Linked DNA regions of Homo sapiens: region 1 is linked to region 2. Evidence: read pairs that join two places in POLR2A ChIA-PET (ENCODE). Cell type or tissue: PC-9. All regions are shown on one strand. Each heading gives the region's core, and the rest is flanking DNA. Links, peaks and the distances in the headings are about the cores only.

Region 1 (7,976 bases), core at 954-5,953, 180 kb before region 2:
ATTTTAGACCCCAGTGGGCCCAAAATACATTAGGAGAAAGAAGAGAAAGAACAAACTGTCATCTTCCTACTGCTCATTCCCACTACTTAGTGAAGGGAGTTGGCAGAATCACTCTCAGTAGTAGAAATTAGCCCCGGGACTGGGTATTGGCCTTGAGAAGCCAATGGACACCAATGGACCGTGACCTCAGACCAGCACCACGTGACACTAAGGACGGCTCTTCAGTGGCATCATCACCCAACAGTATCTGTCCATGCCTAGCTAGATGCCGAGAAGATTTTCCCACCCAAGAGAAATAGAAAGTGATAAATTCCACAGGCTCCACAGGAAAAAAGATGTCTTCCTGTCAAGGAGATGAGGTGTGAGACAACGTTTACTGATAACTTCAGGGGTTCCAGATAGGCCCTCTAGTTTGCTTGTGCCTATAAGCTGAGTTACTTGGGAGGCTGAGGCAGGGGGCTCAATTTTTTTTTTAATTAGCTGGGTGTGGTGGCATCCACCTGTAGTCCCCACTACTCAGAGGCTGAAGCAGGAGAATCACTTGAACCCAGGAGTTTGAAGCTGTAGCGAGCAATGACTGTGTGCCACTGCATTGCAGCTTCCAGAGAGACAGTCTCTTAAATTTTTTTTTTTTTTTTTTTTTTAGATGGAGGGGATGGGAGTGGAGAGAGAGAAGAGGAAATAAGCAGGATGCTGATGGCTCATTCTGGGGCATGCGAATGAGTGCCTGTGGGACTTTCAGTGGAGAAGGACTAGAGGACTGAGGGCTGGGCTGCATATAGAAATTTACAAGTCACAAAACACAGGGCCTTTGAGAGAAGATAAGTGACTTGAGGAGAATGAACAGGGAGACAAAGGAAATGATTTAAGGATGAGTCTCTGAGAATGATCAAAATTTAGGGGAGAGGGAGCCTGGGAAAAAGCCCAAGAGGAGCTTCCACAGAAGGAGGAGGAAAACAAGTTAAGTATGGGAGTCTCACAGATTTCTAGTGGGGAGAGTGAGGAGGAGGAGGAAACTGTCAACCACTGCAATGCTGTAAAGAGGTTAGTGTGATGAGGGTAGATGCATGGCCACTGGATTTGGCAACTAGCAAGTCCTTGCAATGGCATGCTTTAGGATGGGGCTAAAGGTGAACAAGGGATAAGACAGGCAGTATGGGCAGATGATTCCTTCAAAAACCTGTTTCTAAAGGGGAGAAGAGGGTGGTAGCTAGAAGACTGAAGGGATCCAGGGAGTGAAAAGGTTTTGTTCCTAATGTTTTTGTTTTAAATGAGAAGTTCAAGCAAGTGTCTATAAGGCAGAGAGCGTGCAGAGGCCCATCTGAAGACACAGGACACAGGAGGAGGACTCCTTAAAGACTCAGGAAGGGATGGGATTCAAACACTCAGGTGAAGGGTATGAGCTTATGGAGGAGGAAAGCCAGTGCTGTTGAGATAGAAGAAAGGTGGATGCTGGCAAATGTGAAAGCAAGTAGGTAGCACGAAAAGTTGAGGGGACCTCGTACCCAATGTCCTCTGTTTTCATGATGAACCTAACCTGGAAGAGGGAGAAGTGAGGGAGGTGACACACGGGATCGGGCTCCAGGGATGTGGTACATGAGGACTAGAAGAGTTGAAACTGATATTTAAAAATATTTAATTATCCTTATCTCATCACTATACATTATTTGTACTGAAACATCATTATGTACCCCATAAATATGTACAATTAAATGTCCATTTAAGAAAATAAAAAATTAAACAAATTTTAAAGAGATATTTTAAAGAAATAATGACTAAGATATTGTCTCTGCCTTTAAGGAGCTTACATTCTGCAGGAAAGAGCAAATGAAATAATTCCTACAGTACAGATAAAATAAGTGCTTTAGAAAGTAGGTCCAATACCTGCAATACAAAGACAGCAAACTCAACTTTGGAGCTTTTACTTTGGAGGAGGTTGGAGAGGTAACTATTTATTTGCCCTGGGCAGAGTATCAGGTTTCATCACAGTTCTAATAGATTAAGAACAAGATGACAGGATGATTTTGGCGGTGGGGGTGGGGAGGGGGAAGCAAATCAAAAGGCCCTGAAAAAAACAAAAACACGAGGAAAAAAAAACAAAAAACAACTTTTCTTTTAGATGCAGAAGATATGTTGGGAGAGGGCTTCGGAGATAAATCTTTGTTTTATAAGATTCTTCCATACCGTACAGATAGGAGGTAAGTGATGAAATAAGCGAAGAATTGAAAAGGATGACCAAAAATAGCCCACCAGTGTATATCAGTACAACCTGAATGAAGGCCAGTTTGACAACATCTAGCAAATGATTTTTAAAATAACATACCCATCAAAAGATTGGAAGACAACCTAAATGCCCATTAGCAGCAGACTAGTTAACTCAGTGTGGTATATCCATATAATGGCTGTTAAAAAGGATGAAGTATCTCTATACATACTGATATGGAAATATCTCCAAATATATTGTTACACTGGAAAGATGCAGAATTACATGTACAGTCTGCTACAGTATGTGGGGAAAATCACATGTGTGTATATTAACGTAAAGAGTAGTTTTGGAAGGACACTTAAGAAACTAGATACAATGACTGCCTCTGGGAAGGAAAACTTATTTTCACTGTATTTCATTTTGTAACTTTTCAAATTTTATACTATACGCATGTATTACCTATTGAAAAGCAAAGTATTTTTAAAATAGTCTTTCATTTTGAAAATACAATTCACTGTAGCTTGAGAGTTAAAAAAAAAAAATTAAACAGCTATTTTTTCAGTTAAACAGCTGACTTTCTCAATGATGCGAAACATTTAATAAGCATTCCTAAAGAGCATGGCATACTAATTTTACATTTTGGGATCACTTTGATCTTTAAGAACTTAAAGAAATATTTTCCTAAAGTACATCACATCATGAGCATATCAGTAAGTCAGAAGATGGTTTAATTTTAAAATTTAGCAAACTAAGTTTTGTGTGTGGGTGTAATTCAAACAAAGCCCTTTTGTTGCATTCCTAACCACAAACAAGGAAGCTTAACTGCGTGGGATGGGTAGGCTGATGAAACTGGAATTCGCAAGTGACATGATGTCCTTCTTAGATGATTTTGCCCTAACACAGAGAGATTCAGGAATGCAAAACAAGTTTCTGAGAAATCTACAGTAAGTTCAGTATTTTAAGCAGTATTCACTAATCACCTATGTGCCTTCAACCTTGTTAAATTATAGTTGGAGCTCTGCAAGGTCTTGGAAGGCCTAAGAGTTTATAATCTTGCTGGGGAGGCTCAGATGCAAGAAAAACTATTAAACAAAGTCAGAGCATCATTCATTCACTCAAAAAATATTTGAGTGCCTACTGAGTGCCAACCACCATTCTAGGCACTTGACGAGTATTTTCTCACTTAGCCTTTATATTACCTTTATGATACAGGACTATTAATGAGGAAAGTGAGGTAAATACAGAATAAACAATGTGTTCACTGTCACAAATGTAGTGAGCAGCACAGCTACTAAACCCAGGCATCTCTCTCCAGAGCCTGTGCTTTTAATTTGCAAGTAAGGAGCACTGTGCAATGAGGTGGGAGAGGCAGAGGAGGGAGACAGGGAGTAAGCAAGTAAGCAAATCAAACAAGATATTCTCATATAGTTATAAGGGTTCTGAAGGAAATAAAACTGGGTAATGTGAGAGTGTGATGGAAAGTCCCCATTTAAGTCAGAGACAGCCTCTATGAGCAAGTGACATTCAAACCAAGACCTAAATGATAAGAAATAATTAACCATGCAAAGAGCTAGGAGAAGAATATATAGCTCCAAAGGAAAAATGAATGCAAAATCCTTGAGAGGAGGAATGAGTTTGGGTTTTTAAAGAATACAAGAGAGTATAGCCAGAGCCTTGTGAGTGAAGAGCAGATGGTATAAAATTCAGATCATATTGGGCCACCGAGGCTGTAGAGGCATTTTGGATACAAAAAGCTCACATGAATGGGGTCTGAAGTCAGCCAGAAGGCTTAGTAGTACAGTGGGACTTCAGATGACCTTGAAAGATTGGTATGCTTTGGATAAATGGAGAAAGTGACAACTATTAGTTGGAAAATAAAAAATTCTAAGAACTAATTTTTTTGTTGATGCTATTCTTTAACGAACTGTTATGACACATGTTGCATGGGCTCTTCTCGGTGCAGTGTTATAAAACTCTGCCAGTTATCAACTGGACCCGAGTCAAGTGTATAAGAATACAAAATATACTCAGACTACCAGCACCACAAAATAAAAGTTACCATATTTCTTAAACCCCTTACTAACCCATCAACCTCTCCATCCATTATTGTTTAGTGCGCAATACTATGAGACAAAGTCCATCATAAGAAAGTTCTAATCAAACACCCCCATATCCCCCAAAAAAGAAACAAAATACATCAATATATTCTGCAAATTAGGTCTATTAAATTAAAATTTCAAATATTTGAATTGTAGATCTTCATCATATTCTTATTGAACACTGTGCTTAGCTGGGGATAAAGCACTGGTTTTTTTTTTAACTTTAATTTTAGGGGTACACATGCAGGTTTGTTATATAGGTAAGCTTGTGTCATGGACTGGGGGTGTTATATAGATTATTCCATCACCCAGGCACTAAGCCTAGTACCCAATAGTTATGTTTTCTGATCTTCTCTCTCCTCCTACCCTTCACCCTCAAGTAGGCCCCAGTGTGTGTTGTTCCCTTCCATATGTCCATGTGTTCTCATCATTTAGCTCCCACTTATGAGAACATGCAGAATTTGGTCTTCTGTTCCTGCGTTAGTTTGCTAAGGATAATGGCCTCCAGCTCCATCCATGTTCCTGCAAAAGACATTATCTCATTCTTTTTTACGGCTGCATAGTATTCCATGGTGTATAGGTAGCACATTTTCTTTATCCAATCTGTCATTGATGGCCCTTTAGGATGATTCCATGTCTTTGCTATTGTGAATAGTAAAGCATTGTTTTTAAAGATTCTTTTTACATGCCACTGCTGTTTTTCCCCATTTTTCCTCATGTATTTTTAAAATTATGAAATCGTTTTTTGAGGCAGGGTCTCACTCTGTCACCCAAGCTGGAGTGCAGTGGCATGATCATAGCGTACTGCAGCCTTGAACTCCTGGGCTCAAACAATCCTCCCATCACAGCCTCCTAAGTAGCTAGGACTATAGCACGTACCCCTATGCCTTGCTTATGAAACATTTTAAACATATATAAATGTATCTGGATTAATATAAATAACCATGTATGCATCATCAAAATTTATAAAGTTTATAAAGTCTTCATATTTTCCCCATATTTACTTCTGGTATTCCTCCTCCACCACACCCATTTCTCTTGCCCCTACAAGCTAACCACTGTAGTTAATTTCTTAAGTATCTTTTCCAGTGTTCTGTTATGCAAATACAGGCAAACATGAACATATAATCTCATTTCACTCCTTTCCCAAAAGAAACTTCATGGCCTGTTCTATCCCTTGCTTTTTTACTCAACAATACATATTCAGCTGGGCATGGTGGCTCACGCCTGTAGTCCCAGCTACTTGAAAGTCTGAGGTGGTAGAATTGCTTGAGCTCAGGAGTTTATGATCAGCCTGGGCAAAACTGAGACCCCCTTCTCAAATAAAAGCCCTCAAACATATTGAAGATCATTCTATACCAGTATTTACAGAGCTTCCTCATACCTTTATTTCCTTTCAGCTACCTAGTACTCCACCGTATGCATATATTTGTTTAACCAGACCCCTTTTGTAGACACTTTTTCATGTCTAGTCTTTTGCTATTACAAATAATGCTGCAATGAATAACCATGTCCACATAGTGTTTTCTATGTATGTTGAAATGTCTGCAGAAATTCTTTTTTTTTTTTTGAGACGGAGTCTCGCTCTGTCACCCAGGCTGGAGTGCAGTGGCGGGATCTCGGCTCACTGCAAGCTCCGCCTCCCGGGTTCACGCCATTCTCCTGCCTCAGCCTCCCAAGTAGCTGGGACTACAGGCGCCCGCCACTACGCCCGGCTAATTTTTTGTATTTTTAGTAGAGACGGGGTTTCACCGTTTTAGCCGGGATGGTCTCGATCTCCTGACCTCTTGATCCGCCCGCCTCGGCCTCCCAAAGTGCTGGAGAAATTCTTAAAAGTGGAGTTGCTGGCTCAAAGGGTAAATGCACTTCCAATTTTGATAATTACTGCTAAATTGCCCCCTTTCACATTTTAAAAAGGAAATAAACTCAATATGAACAATTAAATGTCACTGTAGAAATAATTCGGGGGGAGGCCGGGCGTGGTGACTCAGGCCTGTAATCTCAGCACTTTGGGAGGCCGAGGTGGGCGGACCACGAGGTCAGGAGTTCAAGACCAGCCTGACCAACATGGTGAAACCCCGTCTCTAGTAAAAATACAAAAATTAGCGGGGTGTGGTGGTGCGTGCCTGTAATCCTAGCTACTCAGAAGGCTGAGGCAGGAGAATCGCTTGACTCCGGGAGGCGAGGTTGCAATGAGCTGAGATTGCACCACTGCACTCCAGCCTGGGCAACAGAACGAGACTCTGCCTCAAAAAAAAAAAAAAAAAGAAAGAATTCAGGGAGAGATTATATCTTCTTTAGTATAGAATAATAGATGATGCATATTTGAACAACATCCCTTTTTAGGCATTTACTGTTTATAGGAAAATGATAGGCCCCAAATACTAATGATAAAAACATATAGCAATGGAAAACTGGGACCAAGTCAAAAAACACTGAGCTGCACTCATAACATTGTTTCATTCAGATGGTGTTTAGATGTTTATAATATGTTCACAGGAGACAGAAAAGGTCTGAAGCATTTTTAAAAGATTTGAAACAAACAAGAATCTTTCAAAACACGAAAAAAGGTGGCCATTGTCCTTCAACACTCCATTAGCAAAGGGATTACAGGCCTGAACCACTGCACCCGGCCAACTCCTTGTTTCTATAACTACTTCCAGGCTCCTCAAGACTATCCCTCAGACCTTTTGGATTCACAAAAAAAAAAAAAAAAAAAAAAAAAAAAACCTAAAAAACACTTTTCCAAGGCTTTTCATAATTCCCTCATTAATATCTGTGTCTTTAAAAAGTGGTTCAGTAGGTAGAAAGGTATGCATTAGGTAATACCATCTCATAGCAACACACAGTCCCTTCTGGAAAGAAAAGTTGTTTTTAAATGTCACATCCTGATAATATGTCCTGGGGACTTTTGGTTTTGACAGCTGAAGCATCAGTAAGTGTGAAGTCTGCTAATGTGCAGTCATAACGCTGTAACACCAAAACTGGCATAAAAGATACAGCCCCTTTTCTCGTATCCTACTTTACCCCATTCTACCATGCCTGTCCCAATATCCCCTTCACTACTAGTTATCTCCTCCCCATCCTCCATTCTGAAACAGTTTTTGAAGATTAAATTTTATTGATTACTGCATGAAAACACTACTATAAAAGAGAGGGACTAGCAACAGGGGTGTTTTTCATTCAATTGCCGGGGGGTAACAAATTGAAATGTTTTTTTCCCCAATATTCCCCTCTTTATATCCCCTTTGTCAGCAATGACACACACAGAGAATCAGAATATTCAACTGTCCTTCCTACATGTCAACATCTGCATAAAAATCAAGCAGAATTTGATGCAAACATTGTAATATCTATGATGTGTAATAGCATTCATCTTTGCCTTTTATTAATTTACAAACTCAATTACAAAAGAACAGCACAGCATAAATAGAATAGCACAACTTCTAATTACCAATAAATAATTTCTGTTTCTCAACTCTCATTTGGAACTGGGCATTTTATTTGTTGGAGGAAAGAAGGATGGTTTCTACCAATTTCTCCAGATATCAGATATGATTTTAGAATTTTCTTCCATACTGTTTTTCTGTGCCATAGCATATGTTGCTAAAACTTAGGAGAAATCACTTCCATGGTGGTGTGTTATTTTCCACAGACAGGCACATGCAAAC
Region 2 (7,976 bases), core at 1,912-6,911:
TGAACAGCCACTACTGTGGTCAGCTATGGTGCTAAAAGCTGCGAGTACAGTGATGAACACTGTAGATACGGTCTTGCTCATGTTGCAGTTTGTGAAATTGCATCCCTTCAGTATTATTTGCCAACAATTTCAACGAAATGAGACCTAGGAAACAATCAATTTCTTATATTAAAAAAGGAAGTCAAGAAAGCTCATTTGTATAGTTTATATCATGTCCTCATGACTGATTTGATGTGAAAGCAAACATTATGGGGAAGACTGTCATAAAGAGTTTCATTGTTGTTCACTGTTCTTATAAACTATTTCTTTAACCTTTTGTATTTACAGAGTTCCTCACAATCTCTTCGTTTTGCACTGCACTTTTAGAATTAGCCGGATGTGGTGGCACATGCCTGTGGTCTCAGCTATGCAGGAGGCTGAGGTGGGAGGATCGCTTGGGCCCAGGAGGTTGAGGTTGCAGTGAGCCAAGATTGCACCATTTCATTCCAGTCTGGGCAACAGAGGGAGACCCTGTCTCGAAAAAAAATTCATCCTAGCCCCCAAGTGAGGGTTCTCTCTCTGCTGCTCAAGCTGGAGTGCAGTGGTGTGATCTCAACTCACTGTAGCCTCAAACTCCTGGACCCAAGCAATCCTCCCACCTCAGCCTCCTCAGTAGCTGGGATCACAGGCATGTGCCACCATGCCTGGGGAAATTTTTTTATTTTTTGTGGAGACAGGTCTCACTATGTTGCCTAGGCTGGTCTTGAACTCCTGAACTCAAGCAAGCCTCCCGCTTCAGCCTCCCAAAGTTCTGGGATTACAGATGAAAGCCACTGCACCTGGCCATGGGATGACGTTTTTGAAATGGCACTTATTTGTCAAACATTTCATGGGCCCCTACTTCATGTTTTGATTCTCACATCTCTCCATACTGTCTCTCAGGGATTTGTGCTGTCTTGGGGTTTTAATTATTACCAAAGAAGATTTTTAGAAGCTTTCTTCAACAGTGATCTTTTGTAGAAGGCCCATCCCACATTTCTAGTTTCCTTTTCCTCCTTTTTTCCTCCAAATACTCTTCCATTATGAAATGTCTCCTTATCAACCCAGGCAGAATCTATTTCATCCTCTCCTCTTAATGGTTTCTGTCTTAAGACAAGCCTCAGTCACTACCTTTGTCATAGGTATTTCTGACCATGCCCTATCTGCTCTTCTAGGTCCTAAACTCTTTGAGGTCAGAAACTTGGTGAACACATTCATTCTTTCATTCATCTCACAAGTATTTTTTAAGCATCTATCATTGGCAGGCATAATTCTAGGGCTGGGAAAATATCAACAAAGGAAACACGGTGTTCTCTCCTTTCCCAGAGTTTATATTCTAGTATACTTTTAATATATTTCATATCATTGTACTTAAAAAACATGCACATTCACTGGGACATGTCAGAGAGCCTATACTGATAAAAAAAAATTAAAACGCACACACAAAAAATTAGGCTGGATTCTTTCTGTGCTTAAATTGATCCATTTAAACAACACTCCCTCAGAGGTCAGCCAATTTCCAGCAAGTCAAAGGAGCCCTGGGAAGTTTGCTTGGTGCCAGGATTCCTCCAGAGGATCCACTCCTAAAGGTGGAGTCCCAGTAGGTCCAAGGGAGGACTTGAATTGAGCCAGCTGGGGGCCAAGTGTAGACTCTTAGTCTAACTCATTTCAGTTAACTGGATTAAGGGATGCTCCATCAGCCTGTGGATTCCTTAGGACCCTCACATTCCCCTCCTCCCTCTTTGTTGCTGCTGGCCCTTTCCTGACCTTTCTATTTGGTAGCATCAGTGTCTGTGGATGTGATATTTGTTGGCCACTCCTACAATAAACTTGGTTGCCAAGAAAGTTGAAGCCACTGCCGGGCGCAGTGGCTCACACCTATAATCCCAGCACTTTGGGAGGCCAAGGCAGGCAGATCACAAGGTCAGGAGTTCGAGACCAGCCTGACCAACATGGTGAAACCCCGTCTCTACTAAAATTACAAAAATTAGGCGGGCATGGTGGCACGCACCTGTAATCCTAGCTACTCAGGAGGCTGAGGTAGAAGAATCATTTGAACCCAGGAGGCACAGGTTGCAGTGAGCCAAGATCGCTCCACTGCACTCCAGCCCGGGCAACAGAGCGAGACGCCATCTCAAAAAAAAAAAGGAAAGAAAGTTGAAGCCATTGGCTAGAACAAGGCTGTGAATTACCTTAATCTATGGTGTTGTCTCCATTTATTATCATGAATGATAAATTAAGATATTGAGGTGCATTTGTTGATGCACTGGTAACAACACATTTGATTGTACTGAGGCTAACTAAATGCATACATCGTAAGTTTGTACCAATTATCCACACAATTTATCTTAAAAACATTATTATGACTAAAAAAACCTTGTTTACAAAAAGTTTAACAGTAATTTTTTTGAACTATTCATCAGGGATTTAGACTCTTCTAACTCCAAGCCCTGCTGATACTCTCTGTCAACAAGATTCAGTGGAAAATGAAGCTTATTATTTTAAACTTTTGGACCAATTACTTCAGCAGCTAAAAAGGTTACTGGCATTGTTTGTCCAAGTTCACCTGCATGGAACTTACTTATTCCAAGAATGCGACTGTCAACAGGTTAAATGACTTCAGATAACACACCGTGTGCAACTGGGTGGGAAATCCCTAAGCTAACAAGCTAAGGAGAGGGTGTATATCCGCACATTGGAGCCCGGAAGCTAAGCACGCTTTTTCCCTTCTCAAATCCTAAATATACCCACACCTATAGGAGAAGTCGACTTTGCTTTGATGACACAGTGTTACTTTTCTGACATAAGAGGCGTTGATTTTTTAATTGTTTACAGCCTTTTATGTCACTGTACTATTTAGCACCTAACATAGTGCCTGCACGTAATGAGTGATCGGTAAACATTTATTGAACAAATACTGGGGAAACTGACTTTGAAGAACAGCACGGTGATATACACTGTGATGAGAGTACATTCAAAAATACAGGTGTAGGCACAAAGGAAGAGTGGTGGATGCCTATGTCACAGCTTGACGTGGTGCTTTGAGGCACAGAAAGCCAGGCCCATCTCTTTTCCTCATGCTTAACCACTCTAGCCCAGTCTAAGTGAGAAAGGGTGGAGCTGCTGTTATGGGGATTGGTCCTGTGTTGTGCTTCTCCAGGGTTTGTGCCCTCCCTGTGACCCTCCTCATCACACTTAGAAGAGAAACCGCAGTCCTCCCTCTGTACCAAAGGCCCTGCCGTGCTGGATTTGACCTCCCTGCTGCTTCACTTCTTAGTGTTCTCCACTGGATCACTCAATACCAGCCCCTGGCCTTCCAGCGGCACAGGGAGCATGGCAGGCACTGTCTTCCTTCAGGGGCCTTAGACTTGCTGTTCCCTCAGCCTGGAATGCTTTTCCCCCAGGGAACCATTTGACTTTTTCCCTTACCTCCTCCAGGTCTTACACAAATTCGTCTTCCAGAGGGGGCCTTTCCTAGCTACCGCTTTAAAATTTCAGCCTCCCCTAATACTACTTATCTTCCTCCGCATTGTTATTTTCTCATTAACACTTAATTCATGACGTGTGTGTGTGTGTGTGTGTGTGTGTGTTTTGAGACAGGGCCTTGCACTGTCACCCAGGCTGGAGTGCAGTGATGCAATCTCGGCTCACTGCAACCTCTGCTTCCTGGGTTCAAGTGATTCTCCTGCCTCAGTGTCTCGAGTAGCTGGGACTATAGGCGCACGCTACCACATCCAGTTAATTTTTGTATCTTTAGTAGAGACAAGGTTTCACCATGTTGGCCAGGCTGATCTCGAACTTCTGACCTCAAGTGATCCACCCACCTCAGCCTCCCAAAGTGCAAGGATTACAGGCATGAGCCGCCGCGCCTGGCCATGAACTCTATTTTTTACTTACGTATCTTGCTTATTGTCTGTCCTCTACTGGAATGTCAGCCCCACGAAGGCAGGGATTTGTGTCTGTCTTGTTTACTGCTGTATCCCCGACGCCCAGAACAGCATGGAGCACATAGCAGTGCCCACTATTTATTGCATAGATACATTAATTATCATCATGATTGCAACCAGATGTTGAGGGCTTCGTGTGTTCCAGTAACTTTATCGCATCAAATTGTCACAACAACACAATAAGGTTATTATAATTGTATTTTTATAGAAATGAGAATACCAAGGCTCAGAAGAAGGCAATGACTTGCTCCATGTTGCACAGTCAGTAAAACAATAGAGCTGGGATTAGAATTCAAGACTAACCTCAGAGCCCACATTCTCCAGCCTGCTGCCTGAGAATCGCCCAGACATTTGTCCCTAAAGTAACACTTCACTTGTCCTGCCTAATCCTTCAAGTGCCCAAGAAACCTGACACTCAACACTGCTGTGTTCTGATCCTTCTCTTTCAGGGATCCTAAAATCTCTGAACCTATTATAGTGGTTTACAGGCTTAACAGCATTCACAGCTTACACATGAGAAAAAGAGCTGGCACGCACTGCCGGTGGAGCAGGAAGCTGACCTTGCTACATCAAACTGAACAGGGAATGATTCATTTACAAACAACTCCACTTGGAGTTTTAATTAACATTAAACTCATCCGGTAGAAGTCTACCACAGCAGAATTTAGCCAACTTTTTATGTTTAAATTCTTGAATGATTTCTTTGCCTTTCCTGGCTACTTTCATTCCTAGATGAAGATAAAGGCAGGGGTATGTGATTGAGGGGCACTTCAGTCACTCACAGTTAATGCAACATAACCTACAAATCATTTGCTGTTTTGTGAAGTTGGCGGTTTGAGGAAAAATATGCTCTCTATAAGTGCGATAATTGTATGGAAGCAATGAGCAAAATGTAGAGATAAAAAGGTAGGTGGATAACAAAAGACGTCAAGAATCTCTCAAACAAAGCCGTTTGGGCATTATTTTCTATTGTCTGGAAATTGTCATTACTCACAACCCAGTGGGCATTCTTGGTTTTGAAAAGAACATAAAGTGAGGCCAATGAAATAAAGTCAAATAAACAAAAAGTTCCTCCCAGGATCCTTCTCTGGTTCTCAGGTTCTACGAAATTACTCAGCATTGTTTTGGCACCAGAACTAAATGCTGGACTTTAAAACAGAAACATTTCCATGGGTTGCAATGAGTGCCACAGGGTACAGAGGTGATTCCTCCTGTTCTTCCCATCTACCTCTCATCTCATCCTAAATCATTACATTTATACTGTTGAACATTCCTATTTGGGGTCGTAAATGGGGTATATTGTAGTAGAAGAAAGTAAACTGGGTTAGGAGTCAGGAATCCTGTGCTCTAATCCCAACTCTGGCCCTTTTATCTGCAGGACCCTGGATGGGTCTCTCATCTATAAAATATAGATAATGTTGTTTGCTCTGCATTACTATAAGACCACCCTGACAAGTGAAAATGTGTGTTTCTCACACTTAAGATGACCATCAGGGAAAATTCCATAGTTTTATTTAAATTAAAATACATATGTAACACTTAGTATTATTTAGAAATTACAGAATGACTTTCTTTTGTTATTTTCTAGATAGGAGGTATGCTATTCTTTTCCAAGTTTTATAACCTGGCTGGGAAGCATAAGAAAAGAGGTGAGACAGTGGTGAGGTGTATAAAGATGGGCAGCTCTGCAGTCAGACCAACATAGGTATAAATCCCACTTCCAATACTAGGTGATCTTGGGCGAAATTTGCACCTTCTTCGAGCATCCATCTCCTACACCTAATATGGGAACAATAAGACTAACCACATAGGGTTGGTGTAAGGATTGCATGAACAAACACACGGAAAGTCCCTTACAAAGAGCAAAGACTCCATAGAGGTTTGTTTCATGAATTGCAGGGTTTTGTGGTTTTATTTTAAAGGTTTAATACTTTTCTACTGTTTCCACCACAAGAATACATGTGTTAGCAACTGCATGCATGAGACCAAGAGGAAGAAATTTGCTGAGAGGAGGAGATAGGTTATTTTCTTAAAGTCAAAGAACCAGAGTTAACTTGATTTATAAATGAAATAGGAGACAGTCTCTCCTTTGGAGGGAAGTTTCTATTTCAGAGAGAGGTCCCAGAGCAGGAAGTTACCCAGTGACACCCTATGGACCATCCAAATGAGCTGCAGCACCGGAAAATCAAGAAACACCCACAGTTCTTGATTTACAGCTCCCTGGGAGGAAGGAGCTGACCACAAGGGTAGGATAAACATCAAGCTTCACTGAAGCATCTTCAGCCACTCAACTCCGCTCAGTGCCTTAAGAAAAGTTCACAGACCCCATCTACCCCAAGGTGGCCGATTCTGAAAAAACAAGTTTGGGGATAATTAAAAAGTTGGGTAGTCAATATTTATGTCCATTGTTGGTTTATACCCTGCCTCCTGTTAGAAAAGATCTGAGGCAACTCCTTAAAAATACAAAAAAAGAAAAAAAAAAGAAAAAAAGAAAATAGTAGAGGGAATCTGAACAAAAAGGAAAAAAGTGATAAAATAAAAGCCAAGGACAAGATTAATTCCAAGAAATGCATTCCACACATGGGGATTCTCATTCTCTATCTAGGTATTTATTATCCAGGTCTCCACAGTTACAGGGTTTCATAGGGAGGCAAAGTCTTCCTAATTCAGAAATATTCACTAGTGAAGAGACCAGCTGTAAAAGAAGGCCCCGCTCTAACAGATTCTGCAGTTTAGCACCAGCTCCAATTTCCTGCTGTTCCATCAACGTCTATGCTGTGGGATTGCAAACAACCAATACAACTAGCAAATAGAATGCAAATCCATTGCATAGTTAACTAGAATATCTCTCAAAAGAGGCAATATATAAAGAATAAACCAGCCAGGTGCAGTGGCTCACGCCTGTAATCCCAGCACTTTGGGAGGCTGAGGTGGGCAGATCACTTTAGGCCAGAAGTTCAACACCAGACTGGCCAACATGGCGAAACCCTATCTTTACTAAAAATACAAAAACAAAACAAAACAAAAAAAAGCCAGGAGGCTGAGGCAGGAGGATCACTTGAACCTGGGAGCTAGAGGCTGCAGTGAGCCGAGATTGTGCCACTATACCCCAGCCTGGGCCACAGAGTGAGACTCTGCATCAAAAAAAAAAAAAAAAAAAAAAAAAAAGCCATTGAGCTATCTTAAAATTTTTTGAGGAAAGTGGGACCCAAAAAGTCAACATGGTTAATTTTTCATGCTGAGAATTAGCACGTGGTTGCAATGTGATATAAGTGTTTTAAAAGTAAAATTAAGTAAATTTATTTTCATACTCATTTGTTTTGTTTTTCAACTCTGCATAATCTAACATCATATTTTGCTCCCTGTTTTACAATGGATTCCCTTAGACAGACTTTTTCTGGTACCAACTGTTTGCAGATAATAAGGGCTACCTGGAACGTACTATAGTGCAAATTTGGCTCTAAGATTCTTGATGGCAAAAGCAAACTAGAAACATGCTTTCTTAGAAAAGTCATGGGTGCATAATATAAAAACAGGAAGTTGTTGTGGAACAGTGAGGATAATGGTATTGAAATCCACGATTAGAGAAGACTTAGGGCACTAGTGGCTAATAAGAAGTCTAAGAAGGTAAATACCAGTCTTTCTAAATTGCTTGGTGTTTGGTTGAACAGTGTCACACACAAAATGGCTAACAAACACAGTGCTGGTCATTAATTCTGTTCAACAAGTATTCCTGGCTCTCCACCTTGGCTTCAGAGGAAATGCTTTTTTTCATTGAGTTCTAGGCTGGGCCACTTGCAGTTGGGTAGAGCCATGAAACATTTCTTGTCAGCATATTTTGAGCAGAAAAAACACGTGTCATCTCCAGGCAGAGATCCTTCAGAGTTTCCTTTCCCTCTGGCATGGTGACTGATAATGTTTGAGATGATGACCACTCTGTAAGCTAGGGTCACTGGGAAACTAAAACGAGCTGCTGCCCTGCAGACACATCATGGACATGTAGAATGAGCA

The links. Peaks named below come from ENCODE experiments on the same cell type or tissue, not always from the same donor. Only the 100,000 strongest peaks of a DNase experiment are listed, where the experiment ranks them.
Region 1: POLR2A ChIA-PET joins it to region 2 with 8 read pairs; 2 of 35 experiments call an interaction of 5 or more read pairs at or near these places.

Annotation. Positions count from the first base shown.
Region 1 is chr4:76,719,210-76,727,185 of GRCh38, reverse strand. All of the region lies in intron 3 of SHROOM3 (shroom family member 3), which reads right to left. The region is part of intron 2 of SHROOM3-AS1 (SHROOM3 antisense RNA 1); the gene reads left to right. Among named protein-coding and RNA genes, the nearest start is that of SHROOM3-AS1, 79 kb to the left of the region's middle. In PC-9, for the core only: no CTCF peak of the experiment used is centred there; a DNase peak (open chromatin) is centred at 3,045; H3K27ac peaks cover 1,814 bases.
Region 2 is chr4:76,543,565-76,551,540 of GRCh38, reverse strand. All of the region lies in intron 1 of SHROOM3 (shroom family member 3), which reads right to left. Among named protein-coding and RNA genes, the nearest start is that of MIR4450, 26 kb to the left of the region's middle. In PC-9, for the core only: no CTCF peak of the experiment used is centred there; a DNase peak (open chromatin) is centred at 4,490; H3K27ac peaks cover 1,468 bases.